2 separate regions of the Mus musculus genome follow, and region 1 is linked to region 2. Evidence: chromatin loops called from intact Hi-C (ENCODE). Cell type or tissue: left cerebral cortex. All regions are shown on one strand. Each heading gives the region's core, and the rest is flanking DNA. Links, peaks and the distances in the headings are about the cores only. Region 1 has its middle 69 kb from the start of Gm21663. Region 2 has its middle 160 kb from the start of Dpp6.

Evidence for each region. Hi-C counts contacts between places; a loop is a spot of excess contacts. Peaks named below come from ENCODE experiments on the same cell type or tissue, not always from the same donor. Only the 100,000 strongest peaks of a DNase experiment are listed, where the experiment ranks them.
Region 1: it touches region 2 in a loop (3-fold over the local background); 4 of 42 quality-filtered maps call a loop at or near these places.

Annotation. Positions count from the first base shown.
Region 1 is chr5:25,867,226-25,880,470 of GRCm38, forward strand. No RefSeq gene overlaps it. Among named protein-coding and RNA genes, the nearest start is that of Gm21663, 69 kb to the right of the region's middle. In left cerebral cortex, for the core only: CTCF peaks have their summits at 3,612 (motif pointing right) and 6,065 (motif pointing right); a DNase peak (open chromatin) is centred at 6,067.
Region 2 is chr5:26,883,568-26,891,567 of GRCm38, forward strand. It overlaps a transcript of Dpp6 not described here. Among named protein-coding and RNA genes, the nearest start is that of Dpp6, 160 kb to the right of the region's middle. In left cerebral cortex, for the core only: no CTCF peak of the experiment used is centred there; a DNase peak (open chromatin) is centred at 4,082.

The DNA of each region.
Region 1 (13,245 bases), core at 2,815-10,814, 1.0 Mb before region 2:
CCCTATATTAGTCAAAGTCTCCCAAATATTTCTGTAGTGTCACATTTTTCTCTGAAAGATTTTACAGTTTCCAATAGGCCTCATGCCTCAGACTGAGATGGAAGACTGGAGTTCCCACCTTGACTCTTCTCCTCACATTTGCATGGTCACACATTGATTTGAGGTTGATCTGCTGATGTCTACTCTAGTGACATCATCCAGGATGCCATGAAAACCTGCAGGACAACTGAAGGAATCACTGCCAGTCCGATGGACGACCTGTTTATGCAGTAGCCCGAGATTCTGGTGCCAATGAGCTTCACTCCCTCTTCAGGTGTAAGTAGGGGACCCTCCCCCAAGTCTCTTCATATCTACTGAATTCTTCTCCTTGGGGATATCATTTGGTTGTACCCTGCTCTCTTTCCTGTGTTTATCTCTGCTCCACTTTATCAGGCTGCTGGTCATATTAGATTAGGGGCTCACTCCACCCTACCATTAGCATGCCTTGAGCATCTTCCCAGGCTGAGGATGAAGTAGGCAGATGCTGCAGGTGGTGGGAGTGGGGAGCAGGAGCTGGAGCTCTGCCTTCCCATTCATAGCCTCTGGATCCAGCCTGGGTGTTGGGCAACCCATGAGGTCTTCAGTTGGCTGCCTGCTGGTCCTTTTCCTAAATCTTTCTGGTGATGCTCTCCCACACTCTTATATTTACTTACTATTTATTTACTTATTTAAAAATATTTTATTTACTTATGTATTTGTATATATGTATAGCTACGTGAGTTTATGTGTACCATTTGTGTATAAGTGCCCATAAAGGCCAGAGGGTATTTAGTCCCTAAAACTGGAGTTACAGGTAGTTGTGAACCACCCCATGTGGGTGCTGGAAATCTTACCTGCGTCCTCGACAAGAGCAGCAAGAACTCTTAGCCACTGAGCCATCTCTTTAACCATTCTTTTTATTATTAATGAAAAATTTCCTTACCTCACTGACAGGTTATAGAAAGGTCTCATTATATTTTATTTTTATTTGTGTGTGTGTGTGTGTGTGTGTGCACATGAATATGCGTCCATGGAAGAGGTTCCAAAAGAGGGGGCCATGTCTCCTGGAGCTGTAGTGATGGGTGGTACATAATGTATGAATGTCACATGGAACTGTGGATGGGAGCTTTTATGCAAGAGCCAGGTGGAGCCATGCAATCTCCATTGGCTGGCATACCTTTATGGAGGAGGAGAAATCAAAGGGAACTTCGTAACTTGGGACAAAGCTAAGTAGATGGACATGCGTGGTCACTCACAGGCTGTGGCTGTCTGCAGGGGGACCTGTGCATGCATTAGGACCAGCAGAGGGTTGAGACAGGCATTTAGGCAAGGAAGCAAGGAAAGGATGGGGGAAGAGGGTGATTCATGTTTAAAACGGCACTCTCCGGAAAGTCTAATTAGTGGTGGCACTAGGCCCCATGATTTTTCTTTTTTGTACTTGTAATGAAACCAATTAACTCTTTACACTGTGGTGGACAGAGGCTATGAACAGGAGGAAGCTTATTTAATGTAGCAGTTACCTTTTGACTTTTACTGGAAAATCAATTTATTTCAGTGATATCCATTAGTGCTCATTGGATATTGACTTTGTCCTTTTTTGGGTTAATTCTCTTCCATCTCAGCTTGTGGAGGAGACTTCTGACTCAAAATGAAGGCATCCCAGACAGTGGCAATAATCTGACGCTCTATGGATGTCTCCTCAGTTCTCAGTCATGGAATACACCAAGACCTCTGCAGTCTGTGATGGAGCACAGCTTTGTGCATGACATATTCTGTTGAGACTCTCAGAGTTCCACAGGGCTCCTACCTGGTGAGGCGCTGGCTGTGGTGTGGTGCTGGTCCACAGCTGGCTCAGGAGATGAGGCAATCCTGTCCAAACAGAAGCAGGGCTTCAGAGCATCTGTGATGGCTGGCTGCGCTCCACGTGGGCTGGACTGTGTCGTGAGGTTTCTTGGGCAAACATAATGGATGGCGATTTGAATGAAAATGTCCCTGTAGCCTCGTGTATTTGTTGCCGTTGGTGGAACTGTCTGTGGAGATTTGGGAAGTGTGCCTCTGGAGGCTTTGAGTTTTCAGTTCCCCCTCTCTCTTCTGGGCTGCAGTTCATGATATGAGCTCTCAGCTGCCTTTTCCTGCCACCACATCTGCCTCTTGTCTCTATGACTCTGTCCCTCCATTATGGACCCTTATACTGCTGGGATCCTCAGCCAAAATAAACTTTCTCTGCCTTAAGTTGCCCTGGTCAAGGTGTTTTATCCCAGCAACAGAAAAGCACTAGCAACACAGGTGCTCTGCATGTCGCTGCTGGGAAGGTTTTGTGCCTCTGATCAGAAGGCCTTTAGCACAGGAGACCACCCTCCCCTGCACCGGTGGGTCGTGTCTAATCAGCAGCAAGGCCTGTTTCCTGGGAGGAGGGGCTTCTGCCTGAGTCACAGGAGTCCCCAGCCTTGGTTCTGCCTACAAGCTTCTAGCTCGCCCATCCTCAAATCCCATGAACCAGTTCCTTCCAAGCCCCCTGGCTTTCTGTTTCTCCACAGATAGACCCTTTGGCTCTGTTCTCTGGAGGACTCTGCCTGGCAGAGCAACTCCCCCAGGCCAGGCAGATTCTTGGGGGCCCCTGTCGTTCTCTTTCCTTCTGGGCACAGACTCAGCTGCAGAACGACCTGGAAAAGGCTGGGATTGCTTAGCGCAGGCTCTTGAGAGAAAACCTGTGTGCTCTGCTAGTTCTGGGGAGGCTCTTTGTGGATGCTGGTTAATGAAGCAGATTGTTTTTTGCCTCTTAAGTATCCTCTAATTAATTTTGCAATGAACACTTGCGGCCTCCTGATGCTGAAGAGCTGTGTGGAGCGTTTTGGAGCTAATGAGAGATGGATGCAAAGCAGCAAAGGTCCATGCTGAGCCCCTGAGGTCTGGGCTTCCTTTTCCTGTACACGTCACCTCCCGAGCAGCAGCCCTTGCATTGCCTTCTTTTGCCTCTCGGCACCTAGCCCTTCACTCTCCATTTCTCTCACCGGAGCAGGCAGAACAACCATACACATAAAATATTTTTTTTTCTTAAAAAAACAGAGTAAATGTAAAAAAAATAATCCAGGCTCCCTGACTGTGGTTGGCTGCCTCCTGTTTTCAGATTCTTAGCCCTGCATGAACAATAGATTCCTTCAGAGGTTAGCGCCCGACTGTGGCACTCTGAGTCACAGAGAGTGACGGAATGGGACCCCTCTCCAATGCTGACCCACTCACCCGAACCTGCAATGGCCTGTGAGGTTTATGAGCACCGTGGGTTTGTCCTGAGGGCGGCCACTTGGGTTTCTTTTTGGTGAGCATCCACCCCTCCCACATCCTGGAATCACGTGTCTAGAGCAGGGCTTATCTGCCTTTTTCTCTGAATTATCCAGCTGTTCTAACTTCACCTTTGTGAGCTCCTTAAGCTCTCTTTGGAACAAGAGTCTGTTTTGTTTTGTTTGTTTGTTTTTGTTTTGTTTTTACGTTGACTCTTTTTTTGAAAAGATTTTTGTTTTATGTTTATGGTTGTTTTGCCTGCCTATGTGTATGTGCATCAAATGGATGCAGTGCCCATGGCAACCAGGAGAGGGCGCTGGATTTCCTGGAGACGGAGTTACAGATGGTTGAGAGCTATCATTAGGGGGCCCTGCAAGAGCAGTAAGCACTCTTAACCCCTGAGCCATCTCTCCAGCCCTGTACTGTGTCTTCTGAGTTGGCTCACAAAGGAGTACCTTTTCATTTGCAGGAACATCTGGGATGTTCAACTCCCTTTGTGAAAGACATGCACATATTATAGTGACAGTGGCCCCTGAACAGATAAAAGAACCAAGTTTTAACTGGGAATACAGAAAAGAAAGGAGTCTCTGGCACTGATCGGATCAGTTGCATTTGCTGTGTATGCATGTGTGTATATACCATCGTGTGCATGATAACATGTGGGTGTCTATGTACATGCTTTGTGTGTGACAGCCTGTGGCTATGCATGTGCATGATAGTGTATGTTTATGTCAGCATGTGTATGTGTGTATACATGACACTTTATTTGAGCACACTTGCCTCTGTTCTGAAAGGAAATGCTTAGCTGATAGGTGTGTCCAGGTGTGGTTGGCAGGGTGTTTATGTGTTGTATGAAGGTGCATCATGACAATGTGTATATGCCAGCATGTTCAGTGTGAGTGACAGCATGTGAACTTGTATAAGTGGCAGTGCATGTGCGGCAGTGTGGGAATATTTATATGACAGTGTACACATGCCAGCATCTATGCATGTGCGCATGTGTGTGTGTGTGTGTATATGCACGCACGCGTGCGCTCACTCAGCAGTGTGGATGTACATCTGTAGGTGGTGCTGGGGTATGACTGAAATGAGAGTGACATTAATAAATGAGGAGGGGCTTTAAATTAACAGTAGCCCAAGATTGGAGATTAATTTTTAAAATGTTTCCTAACAAGAAAAATGAAGCAAATAAATTGTGACAATTGAGAAGTAATGAAGACCTTGGAGAGATGGCTCCGTGCCAGAGGCGGATAAGGGAATTCTCGATAGCTCTGCACAAATGCAAATTGGCGGGCTGGGAAACATGCATCTTCAAGCATTAAGGAATTGGCATGCTCTCCTTTTGAACCCAAGCAGTCATCTCTGAAATGTCTTCAAGGACGTGCCAAGAAAGGCAATGGAGCTGAGGAGCAACGATTGTGCCAGGCTCCTACCCAGACCTTGCAACACAACCCAATCCACATTCAGTCTCATCACCTGCCCTGACAGGTGTCAAGGTCTATGTCTACTGCTGCCCCTAGGACACAGCAACCTGTGGACAGTGACTGGTGACCACGGCGGCACTTGAGTTGGGCTGCTGGCAATGTGGGAGTGAGGAAAGGACGGAGGGGCCTGGAAAGGGTTTTTTTCTTTCTTTCTTTCTTTCTTTCTTTCTTTCTTTCTTTCTTTCTTTCTTTCTTTCTTTCTTTCTTTCTTTCTTTCTTTCTTTCTCTCTCTCTCTCTCTCTCTCTCTCTCTCTCTCTCTCTCTCTCTCTCTCCCTTCCTTCCTTCCTTCCTTCCTTCCTTCCTCTCTCTCTCTCTCTCTCTCTTTTTTCTTTCTTGTATTTGGAAAGGGTAGTGGTCTAAAGTGAGGTGAATTCTCCACAGCAGGATGGCTGGGACTACACTGCTGGCTCTGGGAGTGTTTGCAAAGCCCCATGGCATGCTCCCCTTCTGACTGTTGTTTCCAGCAAGCCACTTGAACTTGGTTTCCCAAGTGCCCAGATGCTGTAGGGACAGGCACAGGTCCTCGTGCAGTGTCAGGCCCTGGAGTGCTAGCAGCAGCTGCTCAGCCTGGTTCCCTCTCCAACCTGCCTGCAGTCCTGGCTCATCACTCCAGGTTTCACTGCCTGTCTCTCTTAATACAATAAACATCCAATGCTTGCTTTTGTCTTGTATTTTAGTTTGGGAAATCTAATGACAGTTGTAGATGCAATTACAAGAAGTCATGTACAATCAGGAATCCTCTCAATATGTACTTCATAGAGGAGGCAACTGATAGAAAATTCAGCGACTTAGACAGGGGAACTATGCAGTTTGTAGGGACAAAGGCTGTGTGCTTAAGCACAGGGTAGAGCGTCACATGCCCAAGGACTTAATGAATGCATGATGCATTCAGAGACTTGAACAAGTCAAAAATTTTGTCACTCGACTCCTTCAGTCTCACAGACTTTCTCTCTGGGAGTGTATAAGAATGGGGTGCTCCAGGGTCAGGGTGCTCCAGGCTGAGGGTGCTCCAGGCTGAGGGTGCTCCAGGATCAGGGTGCTCCAGGCCATAAATGTTAATTTGTATTTATGGTTTAACTTTAAGCCAAAAGGACTCTGTGAATTGGGTTATGAGGATTCTGGGTGGGGCAGGTGAATGGGAGTCAGGGTGCGGAGCTGGTCCTCTGCTGGTGCCTGCTCATAATGTTTTCTCAGCTTAGTAGGGTGGGAAAGTCACAGGTTAGGTGTGCTCTCTGACCTAGGTTGAAGTTTCCAGGTTGGCAATCCCAGAGGTGGACACCAGAGGGTGCCTGGCACCGCAGCCTGCCCAGGCTGGCTGTGTCCTTGGCAGGCAGGGTGTTTAGTGATCTGAAAGTGCTGAATCCACCTCCCAGAAGTCAATTTTGAGCTGAAATCTTAAGGGAAAAAATACTTACACAGCTTCTTGAAGGTTATTTTAGAATCTCACGTATGGAATAGTGATGAATGAAGGGGCTTTTGGCTACAGAAATTATTCTAAGATTACCTTTGTAAACTAGCATCCCCAGAAAAAAAAAAAAAGCCTTCCCCACCTCCCATACCAGTTCCTGGAAGATTCTACAAGTGTGCTTGACTCAGTAGAACTTTGTGACTGTGGAGCTGGAAGGTTGCACATCAAGAGCCAAGTTATCTTGGGCTATCTTTCGTTTCTTTAATGGCTGGTGACTGACTTACGTCCTATTTGTCTGACTTATATCCCTTCAAATATCAGGTAAATTTGGTGTGTGTATGTGTGTGTGTGTGTGTGTGTGTGTGTGTGTGTATTTGTAGCAGGCCACAGCTTCCACCAACTACAAAGCTAAGATAGTCATTGATAATGTCAGAAACCTACAGTGGAATATCCCCCACTTTGCTGTCATCCTCCTCCTGACGCCTCCACCAGACACATGTGGCATGACTAGATACATGGCTTTTTACACTGTTACTATCAGGAATCATGAAACTCCTTCACTGCTGAGGCATGCTTTCACAGGATCTGAATCTGTGTCACTCATATTTACCTCAGAATAAACTGTCTCTTTCTTACCTTCCTGGTAAGATCTGTGGTTTTCATCAACTTCAGGGGATTATGCCCATAGAACCTCTACTTCTGTAGAATCAGGGGCTCAGAGCCAAGGGCAGCCTGTGCACAGTGGCACCATACCCATCTGAAGGTGACCCTTGCTAACTAAGGGGAGTCTCCAGGGCTGGGCTGTTCAACAGTAAATCACTCCATCGGCCTCTTGAATCTGCTGTGGACCAGCAACCTAATTCACCAGCACAGTCCATGCAGAAGCCGGCTCACTGGGCAGTGCTTGCCAGTGCACTGGGAGCGGTGAGAGCCACTCTTGGCCTTGTCTTTTGGACCTTGTGGATCCACCCAACCTCCTGTGGACCTCATTGTGGTCAGCATTTTGGAAGACCCAAACTGCCTAATGTCCAGAGCCTTTGCTATATCCCCACCACACCTCAAGGTAAAATTCCACCACATCGCAGTCCCTGTCCCAGCACACATGCCCAGCAGTCAACAATCACAGGGCCATGGTGTTAGGTAGCAGTTTCCTCTGAGATGAAAATGTTCCATTCTGCTGGATCCTCCTAGCTCCCTGGGATACCTCAACCTGAGTGGGCTATCCAGGATGTGTCAGGGGCCTGGGGAAAGTCAGGGCAGGGCTGTGGGGCTTGGTCTCAGTCTCTGAGAACTTCAGCCCCAGCTGAAGCAGGGTGTATCTACCCTGGAGACTGCCCTTAGCTATCAAGGGCTTCCAGCTCAGTCACTCTGAGGCAGGAAAACCTAGGGATAGCGTAAAACCTAGGACCCTACTTGGCATGCATAGCTCCAATTAACGTACTTAACAATCTGAGGCCCAGAAACCCACTCTCTGCAAGGAAAGGTAATTAAGTCATTCTGACATATAGTTTCCTAGCAACTCTTAGTAACTGTGTGTGTGTGTGTTTGTGTGTGTGTGTGTGTTTGTGTGTTTGTGTGTGTATGTGTGTGTTCAAACACATCCTGATACACCCTGAAATTAGGAATAGTGAGTCAATCAAACCTAGACTGGTTTTGGGTACATTATCAGTAAGGTAAACTGTGTCTTCAAAATCAATGTTTAGGGGCAAACTCCTATTTACTACCTTATGCTTATAATTGGACATGCATATGGTTAAAGTCAGATGCATCATGGGAAAGGGTATGTGCAATAAACAGAGTTTACAGAAACCAAGCCTGACAAAGCAGAAGCTCACAACAATTTTGCTCTCAAAATCTAACTCATTCTCTTAGGCCTTCAAAAAGAAGCCCCAGGCTGTGACTAAGGCCTCTGGAGCACCCCAGCAGTCACAGTCACAGTCATAGCCACAGTCACAGTCACATTCAGTCACAGCCACAGCCACAGCCACAGCCACAGCCACAGCCACAGCCACAGCCACAGCCACAGCCACAGTCACAGCCACAGCCACAGTCACATCAGTCACAGACACTGACATAGTCACAGCCACAGTTACAGTCAGTCACAGCCAGAGCCAGTCACAGCCACAGCTTGGTTTGTCCTGGATTTCTGACATTGCCTTTGCGTTGCCGTGTTTAGACGATTCTAGATGCTTTGAGCAACAGTGGTGGATAGCACCAACTGTACTGTTCACCACCACCTGGCTAGTCCTGTGCCATCTTCCACCTTTCCTCAGGGGTTCACTCAGCATCTTGTTAAGCATGGTGGGAGCACTGGGCCTGCTCTGCAGGATTTTGTGCTCTTTTGGGGGAGCTAGCATACACAGAAGCTGCTGGAGGAGCTAGCCTGCTCTTCTCTTTTGCTGTCTGTCCACTTCATTCCTGAAGAGGACAAGGCAAGAACCTGGTGGCAGACAAGAGAATCCATAGTATACACAGATTTCTTTCTGCAATAGGAGTGCAAAGATGGCTTTCTAATATAGAGTGAGGGTGTCTTGTCTGTCCTTCCTGTCACCCATCAGGACCCCTCTCCCATTGTGACTTCTCCATCATGCTTCCTCCTCTGATCCTGCCCCTCCTCCCATCAATCATGCCCCTCCTCCCATCATGCCCCATATCATGCCCTTCCTCCCATCATGCCCCACATCATGCCCTTCCTCCCTTCATGCCCCACATCATGCCCTTCCTCCCATCATGCCCCACATCATGCCCTTCCTCCCATCATGCCCCACATCATGCCCTTCCTCCCATCATGCCCCATATCATGCCCTTCCTCCCATCATGCCCCACATCACACCACTCCTCCCACTTTACCTTCTCCTCCCACCTTGTCCCCAATCTGTAGGGTTACTGAGACAGAGCTGCTTGAAGCCAAGTGTCCCTTCAGATAGGAAAGCATAAAATCCACTTGATCTTATGAGATGGTTAAATCTAAATTCCAAGAGTGTGGTCCTGAGGCTGGCCACCATCATAGTTTCAGCGTTGTTTTGGCACACATCTAGAGCCCTTTGGGAAGAGGAGCCTTGAGCTCTAGCCTCCATCAGTTTGGTCTATGGCAAGTCTGCAAGGCTTTTTTTTTTTGTTTTTTGTTGCTAACTGATGTAGGAAGTCCTACCCCAGGTGTGGGTGCATCTCCTGGCAGTATCCAGGTGAAAAGAGCGAAGCAAGGGTGCTCGTCCTGAGCAAAGCAAGGGTGCTCGTCCTTCAGTGGGTCCCTCCTTGTAGAGAGTTGATTTGTCTATGGTTGCTGATTCTGTCAATGAGTTACTCCACCATTGGCTAATCAGTTCTAACCAGAAGAATTGCTAACCAGAAACTTCCCAGGTTTTTAGTGCCACATTAGGACTACTGAGGTATCAAACTGGATTGTTAACCTCCCAGGTGAGAGGCAGCCACCTTGGGATGACTCCAGCTGCAGAGGCCCTGCTGTCAAGGACCAGCCACTCCCAGGATCAAGGACCAGCCACTCCCAGGAGCATATATATATGCTGGCTCTGGCTCTGGCTCTGGCTCTGGCTCTGTTCCTCTAGGGAACCCTAATTCAGCCCAGCAGATATCTGGTGGTGAGGGTCTGGTGTTTTCCTGAGACATCAGTGTGAAACAGGAAACTGTGTGGTTTTAGGAAGGCATTTGGAGTTTGAGAAACATCTGACAGGTTTTTTGCTAGGTTTTTTTTTTTTTTTTTTTTGAGACAGGTTCTCTGTGTAGCCCTGGCACATCTAGCAACTTTATTTGGAGTTAACTCACCTTCCCAGACATTTCAGTTTAGAGCTACAAGACAGTACTTAGGTTTCAAGTTGCTTTCTCAATGACTTATTTAGAATGGAGTTCATAGGAAGTAGCCGTGTCCACCTGGAATGGACCCGGGTCACATGTGAACAAACCCAGCTGTTTCCTAGCTTTTCCCTGTGCCTCATGCCACTGCCACATGTTCTACTGTCTGGGCTCTGCTGCTCCAGCTGCCCCAGTCTTTAGTGCCCCGTGATCTCCAGTGTTCTATTTCTGGTGTTCAGGACTGTGGTTCTCCAATGCACCATCAAAAACGCTCACAAGACCTGAGTTGCTACCCAGAGCTTGGCTCACAAATGTGAGAGTGCCACAGCTTCTAGAGGTTTGTTGTTGTTGTCAGAAAGCTCTGGAGAGCTTCCAAGAACAAACAGTCTCCCAGCCCAAGGGGCCTCCGTGTGTAGTGTCTGCTGTGTTCACTGGGTTAAAAGCTCTGTTCCCCTGGGCATCATCTCCCTGAGCCTGCTCAGAAGGCAGTCTCTGAGACTCCTCAACTCTATCTTACACAGTGTCTTTTCTGGGCTCCCTGTTTGTTATTTGTTCATTGATTTGTTCTAGGATCAAACCTGGCGCCTCTCTGCTACTAAGCTGCCAGTCCTGATAAGGTGTCTTTAAGTTGTCCCAGCTGGCTTTGAACTTGCTCTGTAGCCCAGGAAGGCCTGGAACTTGTGATATTCCTGCTTCAGCTTTCTGAGTAGCTGGCATGACAGGGTTGCACTACTAGCCTCAGTTTGCTACCCATTTGTGTTTCTAAAGATGGCTACCAAGTTTCCCAGGTCTTCCACACTCTATTCACTGCCATTAGGAACAATAGAAAGATGGGGACAAGGAAGGGATGTCCTGTGGACCTAAAAGTGGGGTGACAGGTGTGCAGGAAATGCTGGGGCTCATTTTGGCTATGTGTCTGGACTCACAGAGTGTGAAGGTCCCGGGGACTTGGGGCAGTTGAGGGACAGTGGAGGAGTAGAAGGTGGTGAGCACAGTAACATGCCCAGCTCAGGGGTAGTAAGATGGAATGTGTGGGCGTAGTGAAGGGGCTGGGAGGATGTGATGGAGCTCGTGGTGGTCATGGTGTGGGAAGAAGATTTCTCCAGGTTGATCCTTGAGGAATCTGTAGATTCAGCTTGCTGTGTGGCTTGCTGGCTCCTTAGAACAGACCTTTGGGATATGGTTTAGGTACTGGTATATCTTAGGAGATGGCGTCTGAGAGGTGTAGACCACTGCTCCTAAAACAAGGTCCACACATAAGGATGATTTGGGTTGTAATAGAAGAGTCTCTGTGCCAACAGGAAGGACATGACAAGTGTCAAGGGTTCAGGTTGAGCTGGGTCATCAGACCTTCCATATTGGCCAGGTGCTGGCTGTGCCTCTGATTTTGGCCTGTTCACTGCACCACCTCCCTCTTCTGCCTCTTCCTCACGGCTGCTCAGCACCCATTCTTCTCTCATTAGAGGGTAGTTAGCCAACCAGACACCTGACAGTCCCTGACCCCCTGAGGCCATTGTAACTGGAGAACAGGTGTCTTTTGTAGGTCAGCACTGCCTCTGAGCTTTGGTTATTCTTCACATCCCGTGCTCTGCCAACAACTAGATGCTCTTTTGATAGCTGCATTGCCCACATCTGTAGAGTGGCAGCCAGTGTGGGAACCACAAGACAGGTCTCCCCTGCAGGTCAGCAGCGGGACTGACTGGCAAAGTAGGAAGTTTTGCTTTCACATGAGAGATGTGTTCCTGGACAACTGTGTGTCAGGCCTTCCTGTGAAAAGTAACACAGACAAGGCCTGATTAGACACATCTATCAGCCATCAATAATGTCCATTATAGTCAGCTATAATGTCCATTAAAACAACAATGAAAATATATAACCCATTGTGTGAGAGCTGAGTGTTTTGCAGAGAGCCCGAGACAGACTCCCAACTTCACCTTCTCTGTGCATTACTGTCTCCCCCTTTCAGATAGGCACAGAATTTGAGAGTGCCTTGGAGTGAAGTGAGTTCATGTGTTAACAGGATGCAGCTCATTGCAAATGCTTAGTGACCACTTACACTGAGGTGAGGAAATACATGTGCAGTCTCCCAAGGAGAATGGATCTACAAAGAGCGTGCTAAAGATGGTGAGGACTCATGGTGATGAAAGAAAAAGGGCACAGGGAAAAGAGGAATAGAAGCAGAGGAGGGGAGCATCATCAAGATGCCAGGATGGCACTATGTGACAACAGGACATCATGATGACATCATCAGAATATGATGACCCCTTGGACATCATGATATCCCTGTAACGACATTATCAAGCCACAAGAATGGCTTCAAGATGATACCATAGGGCATCATGATGATCTCATGATGACATCACTCAGCAGTGGTGCTGGGGAAGGAGATGCTACTCTTTAAACTGCAAGTCAATAAAGGCTGGCGAGGCCTCTGTTCATGAAGCTCTTGTGCCATCTCAGATGAGCAGTGCTTTCTTGCTCTCTCTGCTTCCCCTTCCTACTCCCATCTCTGTGTCATCAAACTGGAAGTGAAACATCCAGATTTCAGAGGCACCTTGGTACCACATGACAAGAAGCCAGTAACTCTCTATAGGGCAGGCAAAGGCCCCATAGAGCCCAGATATCAAAGGAGTGAGAGAGATTGTTTTACTGGTGGGTGGGGCCAGTGGAAGAGTTTCTGTGTGGCTGAGCATCTAGACTATTGTACAGTGATGTGGTCAGGCACATGGTCAGGTTTTAGGGTGTTCCAAAGCTTAAATGAAGACTGACTGCTAAAAGGAGGTCCTAAGCCTTCAGGGGAAGATGTGGGTGCTGGTCTAATATGGGAGGCACAGGCTGTCCCAGCTTGGGGTTTCACATGGCCTTCTGAAATAAACACCAAAACCTCACTTGTTATGTTGACAGCAAGGCAGTCTAGACTCAGAAATGTTTTATAAATTTGAATCTATTCAGTTTTTATAAGGGTAACTGTATTCACAAAAGATTGTTATGTCAGAGTTACCGAGTTAATTATGACAAGGTTAGCCAATAAATTCAATTTTCCAGGGCAAAAATTGTTCAGTGGTTTTAGAAAGCAAGGTGACCTTCTATAACAAATACTCTGCCACATCTGTTCCTACAGCAAACATCTGAGGGGCTTCCCAGTTAATGCAGGTTTAAGGTTACAGGTCGGTAATGGGGACAACTTCTTTAAGGATGCAGGCTGTATGCCAGAGTATACAACTGTGTTTAGCAGACTCAAAGCT
Region 2 (8,000 bases), core at 1-8,000:
CTGTCATGTGATGTCATCACACAGTTCAATGTGCTGGCTTCTCCTCCTACGTTACCTGCTCACACTCAATGTTTTCCACAGGGAGGTTAGGATTGTTCTTTCTCAAGTCTATGACTTCCTTCACCTATGTCCAATCTGGGGCTAAGACAATCCTGTGATTTCTTTTTCCTTAAATTTTAGGTAGTTTCAGTATTAGAATCTCCACCTTTGCTTGTCACCATGGAGACCTCTTTGATGAGACTCCCTTCCTCTCATTCATGATAACCTTGATCACATTTATGATTGCTATACCATCATATGCAATTGCTATGCATTGTTATTCCTAGAATACTGCTGAGTCTGCATGTTTCTGGTGAATCTTGCTGTCTTCATTACACATGATTGTAGGCTTAAAATTTTCAAAACCTACTTTAATAAGGGTTCTTAAATGCTTTAGCCTCCTTTCTAGCCCACCACCCACCAGAGGTAGTGGAAAAGAAAGGATATTAGAATACAGGGACCAGTTTTGTTTTGTTTTATTTTGTTTTTGGAGCAAATCCAATCTGCCTTCTCAGGAAATCAACAATTCAGTTCACAGGAATCAGCAACGGCAGCTAAATCAGCTCACAAACACTTCACAAGTACACCAGCAGCCCAGTTCAGTCGTGTTGGGACAGCAAACATGAATTAGCCACAGTGGCATGACCCAAAAGAAAAATCCAGGCCTCTGCTGAATTGGCATGGGTCAGCAGGAGTGACCCGAACCAGCAGGAACATCAGGAGTTCTCTGCTGTGCCTCTCTCAAGAAGGTGAAGATCAGCAAACATGAGAGTAAAGACTTGAGACCAAGAAGCATTGCAAAGCTAGCCATGCAAGCCCCTGTAACTGTTGGTTGAGTTCTATTTATACTCCCTCCAAACATCGCATAGCCTCTCATGGGTCTTGCCTCACTATGTGAATCTGTCTTAGCAAAACTCCACGTGAGTCTGTATCAGTTGACATCACTCTGCAAGCCATCCTAAGTCAGTGGAAGTAGCAAGAAGCCACAGGAACCTTATGAGAAGTTCGTTGATGAGTTTTGCTCTATGAAGTCACAACAAATGGAGCTCAGCAATGCAATGTAATGCAAACTAATACATGTGTGTCATTATCAAGGAATCCTTCATCACTCATCTTTCATGTCCTTGCCTTATCAGAACATTCTTTCACCTGTGTCTATTTCAGAGGAACGTTCCTTTATGTGCCTGCTTTAGCAAAGCACACCATTCAACGCAACTGACTTTCCAAAGAAATCAGAAGTTTCCACTACACATTGCCTCTTTGCACACTTAGTAGTATGCAGTTTTCTCTGTCCTTGGTTTGCTTGTGGAGGCTGTGGGTGTTGTGATCTGAGGGTGATGAATCCATGCCCTAGGAGGCAGCTACCTTCAAGCTGAGCACCTTGAACTTGCAAAAGTTAGGTTTTGTACTTTATTATTGTAGTTCTCTGGATGTGGACTCTAGGATGTTTAAATGTTACTCTACTTTGAGCCCCTATGGAATTTTGGAAGGAATTGAAACCTAAATTATGTCTTCTTCCTTACAGGCAGCAGCTTTTCCTCCTGTTTCTCCCGCTCTCTTCCCATCTCCCCACTTCATGGCTTCCATTAGGTTAACAGCTTTTCTCTGTCTTTCCTTCCCATCTCTGTCTCTCATCTCTCTCCCTGGGTTCCATGAAATAACAGCCCGCCCCTCTCTTTTCCTTCTCCTCCTCCTCCTTCTTCTTTCTCTCTCTCTCTCTCTCTCTCTCTCTCTCTCTCTCTCTCACTGTAACAAAAATCCATGGAAAACATTGTTTTGTGACTTCTTAGTTTGGAAGTGTCCTTTCTAGTTTCTGGACACTGGTATCTGGACCTGGCTAGGATTTCATAAAGATTTCTGATTTGATGGTCATGGAACCAATAGGACTCTGGCGTTTCATGCTGTGGTGTTGTGCATGTGGGAATATGCCTCATATTAAAAGAAAAACAAAAAAACGCAAGGCGTGGTGGCGCAAGCCTTTAATCCCAGCACTTGGGAGGCAGAGGCAAGCGTATTTCTGAGTTCAAGGCCAGCTTGGTCTACAAAGTGAGTTCCAGGACAGCTAGGGCTACACAGAGAAACCCTGTCTCAAAAAGACAAAAACAAAACAAACAAACAAACAAACAAAAAACCCAAAACAAAACAAAAAACAACAAAACCAAACCAAACCCTTCTTCATCCTTATTTCTTTACAGTCAGTGCCTGCAAGTCAGCCAGCGGCCCCTCCTACCCAGTGCCTAGCATGTGCTTGGCTCTCTGTATTCCCAGAAATGTGTTCGGTCTTCTCAGAGTCTCATGAACACTTCACTGTCTCCTTGCCTACACTCTAAAGTTTCTGGTCAGTGTGTTGGCTCTCACCATTACAGGAAGCTGAATAATTACCTCCACCATGTCCACTCCTTGCCCCAAGTCAAAGGCCATCAGCACTCCAGCTCAGAGCCTTTCTCATACAACCAGCCTTGTACTAAGGCCTCCCTCAGCTCAGCCAGGGCGTTTCTTTCTCCAGAACATGTTCTAGCTTCTTCATGCAGTGGGCACTGGGCTGTGGCTCCCACTGTCCCTGCAGCTGCTGACTGTAAATGCACTGCACAGCTGGGGTCCGAGTGAGGCCTGAGCAGGAAAGGCAGTGCACACCAGAGTGGGCTTTACACAAAGTAGGCTGTTTTCTGAGATGGGTAACCATAGGTTTGGGTTCAGGTTGACCTCTCTGAATCTTTAATTCTAGCTTGTTTGTCAGGTTTTGCATTATTTTAGCAGATGAAAAATGTTAGGATTGGACTCTGCCACTCCTATTGATGCCTGCTATCTTTAATTTACTTCACTATGAAAATATTGATAAATATTCGAGGTGTGGCATATTATAAAGCACACACCCTGGCCACAAGCTGATTAGGTTCGAAAGGGTTTTGCTTTGTTTTGTAAGCATGGATGCCTATTGGATCCTTGCCCTGTGCAGCCTCATGCGGATAAGTCACACCTGAACCCATCTGTATACACACCTGCCTCCCATCCTGTTCGTGAGGGTGCTGTCTGCTAACCCATCTGAGTACTTGATCTGAGTATTTAATCACCAAGAACTGCTGTGCCTTCATCCAATGGAAAGGAAGCCACTGAGAATTGTAGGGTCTGTTTGTCATACGTAAGGTGGCTACAACCCAGGCTTTGTCCCATGGATGAGGTGGTATGTGAAGAGAAGTTCTGTAATTGACAATAACCATAATCATTGTATTTAAAACTTGTGAATGGGGCTGAACTTCATAGAGCGTGATGCATCCCTTCCATTGAAGGGACAACCCTGTGTGTTTAACGTTCCTGCCCATTCCACCCCACAACCCCAGTGCTTACTGTGAGCATGGAGACAACTGTATCCCTCCTACATTGTACTAAGTCAACACTAAATATAAAATTTTGTCAGAAAAAAAAAATCTCTCTCCAATTGAAAGTATCCCCTCCCATATCTGCCCAGCTCCTGCTCGCAGTTTTTTCGTGTATAACCTTGGTAGACCATGATTATTCCACTGAGCTTAGGTTTTTCTGAATGCTAAGTCCTTAGGGCTGGGGGATGTCCCTTCTGCTGCTTCCATTGTTAACACATTCTTCAGTGCATATCCGCCAGGGCAGGGCAGGAGTGGTACCCAGGCTGAGCAGGGCTCCCATTAAGATGAGGCTGTGGAGTTGCCTTGGTATTTGGTTCATGTCAGAGCTGCATGAGTGCAAAGCTTCTTAAGTAGGCTCCACTGGGCTTTTGAGTAACTTGCTGAGGTGGAGTTCGGGTACATTGGTGAAGGTGTGAGACTTGAATGGATCCTACACCGGTTGGCCCCGAGATTGTCTAGGTACAAATCTATGCAGATGTGCTGCTTTTCGATACCCATTTGCATACTGATGTGTTTGTTACATTTCCTTCTAATTGGTCATTAGCATATGTCTCCTAAGGACAATTTGGGAGGCCCTGCCAGCCAAACTTGAATTACAGGCTTTTGCTTTCTGTTGATTCTCCTTGTCTGTCTGCCTGAAAATGACAATTTTCTTTGCGATAAGCTGAAAGAGACTAAGCTGAGTCAGAATGAGCTTGCTAATTGCAAATGTGCAGAAACTGTAGCTTGTCTTTGAGGGAGACACAGCACTGGAGGGAGGGAGGTTTGTTTGCCAGGAGCCAGGCCCCTGCTTCCTGACTCTGAGAAGGTTGCTCTAGGGCATGGTCCACTGCAGCTACATCAGTGTGAAGACAAGCCTTCTGGCATCAAGGAAAAACAGCAGAAGTGACACTGTCAGCATGTTCTTTCCCCAGGGCACATCATGAGCTGGCCTGGGACTATGGTCAGTGATTACCAGCCCAAATACAATGCCATCCCAGCATCATGGAGCAGGATTCACATGACACCACAATCCTAGTGTCACTGTTTCTGAGAATCTTTGCTCCTTGTAAGGTCTGTCTGGGAAGACCCTTTCAGGTCTGCGGGAGCTCATTCTGCCAACTTTGTATACTTGATGCTTTGTAGAACTTTTGTCTTGTCCGCTTGAAACAGACTTGTTTGATAAAATTGAGATTTCCTTTCCACACGCTGATCCCTGGTGCTGAGGGGAAAGACTGTGGCATTAAGTGCCGAGTTAACGGAAGCAGCCTAGGATGTTTTCTGCCACAGTGAAGGCAGCATTGTGCTATGTTGTGACAGTTTACCATGGTGGGTGGTGACACAGTGACTTGGTGTTTACACTCAGTGATAGCTGGGTCTGCCATTCAGAAAACTGTTGCTGGAGGGATGTGTTGTGTGGCTGGAACAGATACCTCCTGCATCACCTATTAAGTTGCTCCTTTAAATTAGGAATGTGTCCCCCCCAAATGAGAATGGACACAGAGAACATAGACTTAAGCATTTGGTTCTGTGTCTCCTCCTTTGTTGAAACTGTTGCAGCTCGTGGGGAAGAGGCCTGAGTGGGTGGGGGTTCTGCTCTCAAAGACAGAAGGGTTGGACCAGTATGACCCTGCATGTAAAACCTCAGTCAGGAGCTTCAACCCGCATTTATTGTCCTGCCTGAGTCTAGTTCCTGCTCTCCTCTGCAGGTCCCCTAGGTCTAGCAGAAGAGTAGCTACCCAGCTGTGAGTCTTTAGCATTAAGCTACCCTTGAGTGTTTTCCCGAAAATTTCCCCAAGCCTATAAAATCATGCCCACATTAATAAACTTTGTTCCAGCATGCAAGTACTTCTGAACTTCCTCCCGCCTGCTATGGGTGCTTCCGTTTGTCCTTCCAGTCATTACCCTAAAACTCTTTACACTACTTCCAAACTCTTTACAGTGTTCTAGGGCTTATCATTTCACCAGCCAACATGGTACACAAACACACACACACACATGCATGCATGCACATGGGCACAAGCACATACACACACTCACACAATATTTACACACATGCACGCATGCACATGGTCACACACATATACACACATATACACACAGGCACAAACACACACTTATACACACGACATTTATACATACATGCACATGCACAGGCATACACACACACACACACACCACACACACAGGCATATGCACAGTATTCAGGCAACCCAGGGAACAGATGAATTAATCATCAGCATCTACTTTTCCTGTTTTAATCATGGAGGCTATGTTAATTTTTAAAAGCCTCTCACTAAGACACTTCGCCAAGTAGCAGGTGGTTGAGAACTGCGTTTTCATTGCCGTGTCAGGCAGAGGATGCTCTTCTCTCCAGCTATCCTACCATGTGCTAAGTGTTCCTCTGCAGTTACCACAGATAATTATTCTTTTCAGATCATATTTAGATGATTAGAACTTTTAGGGTAATTAACTTTATATATCAGGATGAAAGCCTTTATAAACTTAAGGCGATAGGATTGATGTTATTAACAGTAACAATCACTACTAGCCATAGACTCATTATAGTTTGTATGCATAAAACTAATCCCCGCTGTAAAAATATTAGAAGTGATCATCAATGCAGTTTAACATCCCCAAAGGCAAAGCCTCTGCATGATGTCAGCAGTAGAAACGTTGACCAGGCACTTATTATAAAGCACAGTAACAGAGCTCTGGGATTTCGAGGCTCAAGACCTTAGTTTTGCCATAGGAGCCTACAGTCAAAGAAGAGAACAGACTCCCAAAAATTGTTCTCTGGCCTCTACTTGCATAGAGGCCATATGAGAATCCTCCCATAATAATAAATAAATAAAATTTAAATAAAAAACCCTGATAGTTCTTTATACGAACCAGGATCTAAATAGACATCTCAGAAAAGAAGATACCAAAATCACCAAAACTGAAAAATAGCCATGTGTCTGCAGTGAACAGGGAAGTTTACGTTTGCTCAAACACATCTGTATCACTACTAAAAAGAATCTGCGTTTACCGGTGTGAGTAAAGATGCAGACTGTGCTTATTGTGCTGGGTAACCACTTGAAAATAAAGAGGTGCTCTGAAAAACTACAAAGCAAACCTCATGCCCTGGATGAACCCCACAGCTGAAGACAAAGCCGCATTCTATGCCAGGTCTTAAGATGAACACAGAGCCCAGAGCCTGCCTTGATTTTCCCATGCCAAACATCACAACGGATCCCATTAGTGAACAGTTGACATTTGATGATAAAAATAAGACAGTAAAACCTGGAAAGTCAGAGCAGATGCCAAGCTGGCTCCACTCTATGACTCCAGCTCTGTAAGTGTGGATTCCTCAGCCTTCCTCTTAGCATCACCTACCACCCTGACCATTTGCCATCTCTCCACTGCAGCGGTATGGAGCAGTCCACAGCCCAGCCCACTATCGGTTTGCTTCATTTTGTTATGTCTTTAGGTGGTGTACCTTGTACCTAAATAATGTCCCAGGCCATCCTGCTGGTGTGCTGGACTTTGGGTAAATGGAATTGCAGATACAAACAGACTCTCCTTATATTTTCATAGGGAACACAAGCTAGATGAGGCAGCCTTAGCATACTTTTCCTTTCCTGTGCTTTTTTTCTTTTAATACATATATGTGTGTGGCCCCACATTTGTTTGCAAGTGTATGAACATGTGTGTGCCTGTGCATGCTAGGGCAAAAAATTGACACTGGGTGACTTCCTCTATCTACGCCATCTTTGTAGAATATGGCTGAGTCTCTCTGAAGACCTGGAGCTTTCCAGTTCCCTTAAACTATGTAGGCATTGCTCTGTGAACCTGTGTCTCTCCGCCTTTAGCTCTAGGATTGCAGGCAGTCCTCCAGGCCCTCTGGGTGCATGTATTAGTGGGAAGGTCAGACCTCCCAGCCTCACGTTTACACAACAGGAACTTTACCCCTGAGCCATCAGCACCTACCTAGCTCAATATTGCTTTTTTATTATTTATTTTTATTCCTGTGTAGATATATGTCTATGTGTTTATGCCATGTTTATGAGAGTGCTTGTAGAGGCTGGAAGACAGGAGGCAAAAAAAAAAAAAAAAAAAAAAAAAAAAGGAGGCATCTCTAACCATGTGTAAAAGTGCCATGCTTGGCATACATGCAGTCATGCAGTCATGGACATTGCATCAGAATACAGGGCTAAAAGATGATGAATAATAAAAAACTTTCATTGGTATAAGTGTAGGAGATGATGGCCATAGCAATGCCCCCCCCCCATACACAGAGAGAGAGAGAGACAAACAGACAGACAGACAGATAGACAGAGGAGGGAATGGGGAAAGACAAAATGAATGAGAGTGCTGGACAGTACTGGCAGTGATAGATGCTGGGTAGTACTGGTTAGTGCTGGTTACTATGTGATGGTGGTGCTGAGTGCTAGGTAGCAAATGATGCATTTGCTATTATTTGCTGTTCCAGATTTTGATGAGGTGGTTGGTTCTCTTATTGTTATTCTTCTCAGCAAAGACTCCAGGACTGAGTTTCAGAATGCAGATGAAATGGCTGACTTTTTCCCCTGGCTGTGATGTTGCTGTCACCTAGTAACTACA